Regions from separate parts of the Homo sapiens genome. Here region 2 is linked to region 1. Evidence: read pairs that join two places in POLR2A ChIA-PET (ENCODE). Cell type or tissue: A673. All regions are shown on one strand.

What was found. ChIA-PET counts read pairs that join two places held together with the same protein. Peaks named below come from ENCODE experiments on the same cell type or tissue, not always from the same donor. Only the 100,000 strongest peaks of a DNase experiment are listed, where the experiment ranks them.
Region 2: POLR2A ChIA-PET joins it to region 1 with 8 read pairs; 8 of 35 experiments call an interaction of 5 or more read pairs at or near these places.

The regions. Positions count from the first base shown.
Region 1 is chr10:88,898,579-88,902,578 of GRCh38, forward strand. It overlaps STAMBPL1 (STAM binding protein like 1), which reads left to right. Exons shown (of 11, transcript NM_020799.4): 2 at 3,078-3,160. The coding sequence starts at 3,131. Among named protein-coding and RNA genes, the nearest start is that of STAMBPL1, 20 kb to the left of the region's middle. RefSeq lists enhancers at 261-350, 3,328-3,377, 3,508-3,607. In A673, no CTCF peak of the experiment used is centred here; a DNase peak (open chromatin) is centred at 1,533; H3K27ac peaks cover 785 bases.
Region 2 is chr10:88,838,688-88,842,687 of GRCh38, forward strand. The region is part of intron 1 of ANKRD22 (ankyrin repeat domain 22); the gene reads right to left. Among named protein-coding and RNA genes, the nearest start is that of ANKRD22, 11 kb to the right of the region's middle. In A673, no CTCF peak of the experiment used is centred here; no DNase peak of the experiment used is centred here.

The DNA.
Region 1 (4,000 bases):
AGATTTGAGGGGAGTTGGCTTCTATTTCTGAATTATTAATATATTCATATGTGGGAGTGAATAGTTTTTATCTATAGTAATTTAATAAACTCTGATGTTTAAGATATGTTTAAACATTTCATACATATAGAAGCTCATTACAGAGATGTTTGTTTCATTGTTTCTGCTCACACTTAGCATTGTTTTCTGGTCACCCAGCCCTGAATCCACCTTTCCTCTCTTGGCATATCCCACTGCCTCCTACAGGAGGATAAAGTGCTAGATATTTACATTTTCGGCCATCTTTTCAGCCAGGCTGCAGGCATGGGACCCAGACTTTGCCAGTCAGACATCTGCATCTCATGCTTTGAAATAGAAACTAGAGACATGCAGAAGTACATGGCGGCTGCACATCGTTCCCAGGGCAGCAGCTAGTTGCTGGAGTTGCTGGTGTTGGTAGTAGAAGCTGTAGAATCCCCTGTTCATCAAGTGATAGAGATAGCAGAGGTGTTTTCACCAGACCAATGCTGCTGTGTAGTCTGGGGCAGTGTTCTTGGATATGTAGCTTCCAAACCTGATTTCTCTGGCCTTCCTAGAAGTTTGTGTTTTTTTTCATTATCCTTCTGTGAATTCAAGAGTCAGACCTTTGCCTGCAATTAAGAATCCTGCTTAATTCATTCTGAAATGCAGTGTCTCTCAAAGTATTGTTTGGAAACCTCATGTATTGGAATGACTGGGCCATATCTGACAATACCTACTTGTGGGCTTAAAACCGATGGATTCAGAATCCTTAGGGTGGGTCTTAGGAGACTGCATTTTAAACAGATCTCAGGTTTATGTGATTTTAGATGCAGTAAAATGTAAAAACCGCTATCCTAATATTTTCAACCTTTTAAATTCTATGCTCTCTCTTTATGGATCTGAGCAATCATCAAAAGAAATAATTCTACTTTTTAAATATTTTATTTTTGAGCTGGAGTCTCGCTCTGTCACCCAGGCTAGAGTGTAGTGGTGCCATCTCAACTCACTGCATCCTCCGCCCCATGGATTCAAGCAATTCTCCTGCCTCAGCCTCCCTAGTAGCTGGGATTACAGGCGTGCACTACCACGCCTGGCTAATTTTTGTATTTTCAGTAGAGACGGAGTTTCACCACGTTGCCCAGACTGGTCTTGAACTCCTGACCTCAGGTGATCCGCCTGCCTCGGCCTCCCAAAGTGCTGGGATTACAGGCGTGAATCACTGTGTCTGGCCAATTCTACTCTTTTATAAGGCCCTAATAAATGACTTACTAGTGTTTTCTTGTTCCCCTCCCTCCCCGGCTTCACATTCCCCATAAGCCTTTGCTCTGTCTTTTTAACGCTTTTAACGTCTTTTTTTCCTGGTTTATTTCTTCTCACTGAGAAGTATTAATTCCTCAGTTGGGATTGCCTACATTCAGTGGTGCCAAAATTGTTAACTCAGCTTCTAAACTACACTGTGATGAACCATGTTTTTTCTTTCTTGGGCATTTTTTAGCCTGCAGGCTTAGAGCTCAATGTTTACCCCAGGGATTACTGGAGACAATGGAGGGGAAAGACTGGAATACAAGAGTAATTTTTCTTGAAGGGTTCCTCCACCATGGATTTAGGCCAGAAAATAGCACTGGAGCTGTTGATTGATCTACTTCTGAGATTTCTAGAATCACTGAATATTATAACTGAAAGGAATCCATCTTAACCCCTTGTTTCCTAAGTGAGGAACTGAGGAGAAGATCCATGTTCAAAGTCATCTAAGTGATGAATGGGGTATAAAGGACAAAATAAATTTAGAAGTGGAAAGTGGTGATACAGAGCTTGACCTAAACTAGCATAAAAAGGATGGGAATTACTAATATTTATTGAATTAATATTTAAACTTGGGTACATTCACTTGACTTCTCTGAGCCTCAGTTGTCTCAACTATAAAATAAAGATTCTAATAATAGCTAACATTGATAAAATATTGACTATATGCTAGGAGCTATTGATACTCTAAAGACTTTATGTGCTAACTCATTTGATCCTAGAACAACCACATGATGTAGGAACCACTGTTTCTCCCATTTTGTAGATGCACAGAAAGGCTATATAACTTCCCTGCAGTCACACAGCTAAACATATTTGTTTTCTATTGCTGCTTTACAAATTTTTATGAAATTAAAGGCTTAAATATACATGTATTATCTTGCTGCTTTTTGGTTCAGGAGTCTAGGCACAGCTTATCTAGATCCTCTACTCATGGTCTCACAAGGCAGCAATTGACTTGTTGACATGGGCTAGAGTCTCATCAGAGGCTTGCAGTCATCTTCCAAGCTTGTATGATCATTGGCAGAATTAATTTCCTTGCAGCTTTGGAACTTGTGGTGGCTGAGTCTTTAAGGCCAGCAGGAGAGAATCTACTTCTTTTAAAGGTCTTACCTGATTAGATCCAGACCACTCAGGATAATTTTTCTTTTAATTAGCTTAACATTATTAGGGGGATTCTTATATCTACAATATCTCTTCATCTTTGTCATGTGATTCAACATATTCATGGGAATAATATTCCATGACCTTTGCTGTCTTCTATTGGTTAGAAGCCAACTACAGGTCTTAAACACACTCAAGTGGAGAGGATTACACAAACCTACAGATATCAAGGGGCAGGAATCACAGAGCTATCTTAGAATTCTGCCTGTTATAGTTCTAAGGTTGAGTTTAAATCCAGACTGGCTCTAAGTTTAACAGTCCATGCTTCTAATCAGTATTATCTTCTTTATTCCTTTGAAGAAAGCAAACCTACTTTATAACCTTGCATAGAGTTCTAAGTAAGGTATCCCGCAGCAGATTCATACTGGGTGTCAGTCAAATGTGAATTATTTTCACACCTTCACTTTTAAAGATCAGCTTCAGGAAACTATAACCACTTGCAGTTTTGTATTTTCAGGAAGAGATTTCCAACAGTCTCTCTAAACACTCAGGTTATATAGGTTATTTCAATTTGTTCCTGTTTGTCTGAGGCAGAGATAACCCTGGGGTTTGGGATTTCAAACTTGGGTCTCAAAAAATAACTTTAGTTCTGCTTCTTGTTTTTGAAACAGATGAAGTGATTGAGAAGAAACAGTGAACATCCTCATTTCACAGATAAGACAACATGGATCAGCCTTTTACTGTGAATTCTCTGGTAGGTCACACCAGCTGATATCTAACATTTGGTTGGAAAGCCCAAAAAGAAGAACAGAAACATACAAATGTGAAATGAGTCACAATTACTTTAAGAAGTTTAGCACTTGTAGTTTTTCATCCATCTGTGTGGTTGTCTTCTTTGAGGAAGTGACTAATAAAGCTATCTTTGTAAGACTTAAAAATAAATTTTATTTTCCACAAAAGTCTAAAATTTTAGTTTATCTAGCTAGATTCCAGGAGTGTAGTCCTTTGGCAAAACACCGGAGAGAAGAATTTCAGAGTTGATATCTGAGGAGCTACTTAAAGCTCTTTGTGCCTCAGCTACTTTATGGATAAGAATTGGAGGCTCACCTTGTATGGCGTTAACTGAGAAAAACATACATAACACCTAGGTACTGCTTTGGATCCTCGTGTAAATGTCTTTGTACTTGAAGCTCTTGTTCTTCTCACTTTTCCCCTCACTGCCCAGCACTGTGCACACTTTCTCTAGCTACATCACATGGGCTTATTCTGTGTCCTAGATCAGTCTCTGAGTGTGAATATAGACACATTATGTAATCTCCATGGCCCTGATTTTGTACTTTTTGCTCAATGACAATTGGAAACAATATTTTTGATGGTCCTAGCCTACCAGGATGGTACGATAAATGGAAACTGTCATTCCCATTTTCCTCCTCTTGATGACCCTCCCCAGCCACTCATGGTGACCTTGTAGGAGTAGCCCCATGAGCTGCAGTATACTAAATACCCTGTACGCACAAAGACTAGCACCAGGACATAAAGAAAGAGAGGGCCTGGTTCTTGTACTGAAATAGGTTGTGACCTAATGTTTTTTCTT
Region 2 (4,000 bases), 60 kb before region 1:
AGTGGGCCCTGGAATACAGTGGACAGAAGGGAGAATGTAGAGAAAGGGCCATAAGCAGAGATTTCAAGTAAGAAATTGAACCATGGTCAAAAAACAACGGTGACCAAGAAGTAGACTGAATCAGCAGCCACCATAAGAGAAGGTGTCATAATGCCCAGGAAAAGCCAGATTTCAGTGAAGGCACAGAGGAAAACAGACTAGTAGGCGAGGAGGAGATTGAAGAGAAGGAGTATTTACCAGCAGGGTGCATGAGTTCCCATGGGCTAACCTGTGAACAGCGCTCCCTAGAGCCGTGCTCTGGACAACCTGAAAAGCTAAGACACAGGATTGATAGGGCCCACTGACTAACTTTTCTCTTCAGCCTCATCTATCAATCTCCCTTTTGCTCACAACTTTGTGGTGATTTCTGGGGCATTCCAGGTTCATTTCTGTCTTCTGGCCTTTACACTTGCATGTGACCTATATGGCGGGCTTCCTGCTAGGCCAGATCAAGTATCAGCCCATGAATCACCTCCTCAGAGAGGACTTCCCTGACCACTCAGCCTCCCAGCCCAGGAACTTTCTCTCTCTCACATAATCTTGTTTTATCTTTTTAAATTGCACTAATTGGTATTGAAATGGGGTGTAATGTGCCCAAGTTCCTAGAAAGTGAGGTATCTATGACTTTTACCTGGTTTTTAAAGTGCCCCTCAGTGGGCCAACTGTGTATAAACCACTGCTGTTCTGCAAGCTCTCCCATCTCTGGTCAGGTCAATTTCCTCACTTCTATGTTTGGGCTACTGGCTTGCCATCCTTATCTTTTAAATTGTGCTATCTATTCTTCAAGGCCCATCTCATGGTTCATCTCCAAGAAATCTCTTTCATCTTTCCTACCTGCAGCAGGAAATATACAGAACCTCAAGCAGCTCATTGGCCTTAAATGAGCTAGTGGGTTAAATGTAGTCTCCTTAACTAGACTGTAACCCTCCTGAAGTTAGGCTTCCATAAGGTCAAGCACCCAGAACATGGATAAAAGTCATTTGTTGGTTGACACATGGATTCATCCGATCTGGCTGGGAAGTGAGGCTAGGAAAGGGGTTGATGTTTAGAAGGTAATCGATCATGTAAGGACCAGGACAATATTTCGCCTCAGTGGTTCTCAACCTTGGCTAAATATTGCAATCATGTTTGCACCAACTTAATGTTTAAAACACGACCCAGGCCCCACTATTGACCAGTTAAATAAGAATCTGTAAGAATAGGATTGGGGCATTAGTGCTCTTTAAATTTCCCTGGTGATTCTGATGCACAGTGAGGGTTGAGAATCTCTGCAAAGGTAAAAGAAACAAGCCCCCCATAATGGAAGTAAAAATTTAATGTAACATTGCAGCTTTTAAACTCACATTAGCTAAGGAGCATTCAAAACTCTGGAATAATGGAACATTAGGAAAAATTTTTTGTGTCCTTTTGCCTTCCCACATGTTTGTCTTTAAAAGGAGTCAAGAATTTGGAGGTAAGGTTTCACTCTGTTCACTTCCATCTTACTTGCCCAGGCACTAAAATTTAAGAAGCGTCCATGGGTAGAATATGACGCATCCGGTATGTTGATGATTAACTAAAATAATCAGCATGTTGATGATTAACTGTATGTATTACTTAATAATATTTTGCACTGCTCTAAGTACAATAGATATCACAGCTGAAAAAATATTTGTTGTTATTTTAATAGTGTAGAAACATCTGAACAACTTGTACCACTATGGATGTCTTTAAAAGCAAAGCTTCCCCCAAATTACCCCCACTTTTTAGTGTTGTTTTCCCTAAAGTATAATGGAGCTTCTGTAATTCCCAATCTAAGGAAAGACTGTGTAGAACTTTGCCTGTGGCTCAGAGGAATTGGTTCACTGTTTATTAGCCATCTCCATGCTACAAGCTCCCCTCACTTAAAATGTTCCATGAAAACTTCTGAGAAGGATTTGTAGGTTTTGGAGCAAAATGATTCCGGTAAAGAGCCTTGTGATTCACGAAATGTCTTCTCAGAAAAGGAAGGAAGATGTTTTTCTTTCTCTTCAAGTTAAGAAACCTTGGAGAATGATAATAAAAACCTATTGGGTTTAATTTGATTTCTACAATTAATCCCAAGCCTTTGTTTCTGATAACTCACTCTTCACATACTGTATTTTATAAATTCCTTAGGAAATGTCTTCTTTCAGACAAATAAAAAAGTCGCAATAATTTTTTAAAGGCTGTTCTAGGCCCACTCCGTCTCTGTGTAACATGGAGGAAGGTCCCACCACTGGCTGGAACGTGTAGAGAAGTCATAGTTCCTCATGAACGATAGCAGAAGGGGAAATAGAAGCAGGGCACATATTGATCTATGTTTTCTACTCTTTATCCTGAAAGGTCTGTTTGAGAACATGAAGTTATGTTCCTTGCCAGGAAGCTAAAAAAACCCCATTGCCACACTTCTGACTCCAGGACATCAGAAACTCTGAGGTCATGAGGACCAGGGGAAAGCAGAAGATCCTTCACCTCCAGCGAGGAGTAAGGGTGGAGGAAGAGTGGGTTCTGGCTGCTAGAAAATGGCAAATCAGAAGCCCTGATATTCCCCTACTACCTCAGACCACCACAGAGGTATTCACAGAGAAGAGAGAAGGCAGTAGGGTGCCCATAACTAGGTAACATCCAGTTCTACAAAAGGAGGGAGTAAGAGAAAAAAAAAGAAAGAAAGAAAACCTTTGTGGTCTTCTTCCATTTCATTGGTGTAACCACTCCCACCTGGCTAGTTTCAACCTACAAAAGAGAGAGCAACGAACTCAGAGTTGAGCAAAATTGGCTTTCACAAACCAGTTCAAGCTGACTCAAGCCAGCTCCAGCCTGCTCCAATACACCAGCAACAGGAACTGGCATATATTTCCGTTAAAGTAAGTTATAATGGAGACCAGGCTTGAAGAATCTCTGGGCCAGACAAATCCATTTAGACCTCATAAGTGACCTTAACCTTGCTCAATTTGCAAACATAAGCAAAACTTAACTTCAGCTATTTCTTATAAATCCCTATATTAAAGAAAAATGAAACCAAGTTAACTAATCAGAAGCCTAACTTACATAGAGACTTTCCAGCAGAATCGACCAAATAAAGCAACTCTATAACTGCAACCAATCAAATATTTTCTGTGCTTTACTCCCTTTTTCACCCTATAAAAGCCTTCTCCTTGCATTCCCTCCAAAAAGCCTGCAAACCACAGCTGTCCAATTCCTGAATCGGTATTTGCTCAAATAAATTCTTTTGAGCTTAACCGTGCCTCATTTTACCTTTTGACATCCCAAGACTTTTCTACACTGTCTTATTCTTAACGTAGAAGACAGTTTGGCTGGGGAAGGGCCCAGGATTTGAACTCTCAGCAGCCAATGTCTCTAAACATTTAATGGACCTAAACAGGTATTTTAGCACTAAATCTCTAAATGTAAGTCTCCTTTGGGAAAAATAAAAAATAACAGTAAAAAGTTTCACAGTAATAATACCTACTATATACTGAACTCTTTTTATATACCATCTGTAATGCTAAGCACCTTAGCAGCATCTCATTTAACCCTTACAGCAATCTTAGAACAAAAATAATATTATCCCTCTTTACAGATGAGAAAACAGGCTCAGAGCTCTTTATAGCTAGTGAGTAGCATAACTAGAATTTATACTCTGGTCTATCTAACTCCAGAACCAGTGTTTTAACCCATTAAGCCTCTCTCCACTCCTATGCAACTCCATGCACTAATTTATAATAAACTCTACCCACAAAAGTTCCAGGAGTGCCTATAGTCCTTGATTATTTTCTTCAATTCAATTCAACAGACTTTGAGATCTCAATACTTTCCAAGAGAACTGTGCTAGGCTCTAGGGATACAGAGATGATGAAAACCCAGTAGATACTCACAAGAGGTACATAATAGCATTCATCACATTCTGTATCATGTTATACGACAAACCTTCCCAAGCATCTGCAGAGTTAACAAAATTACT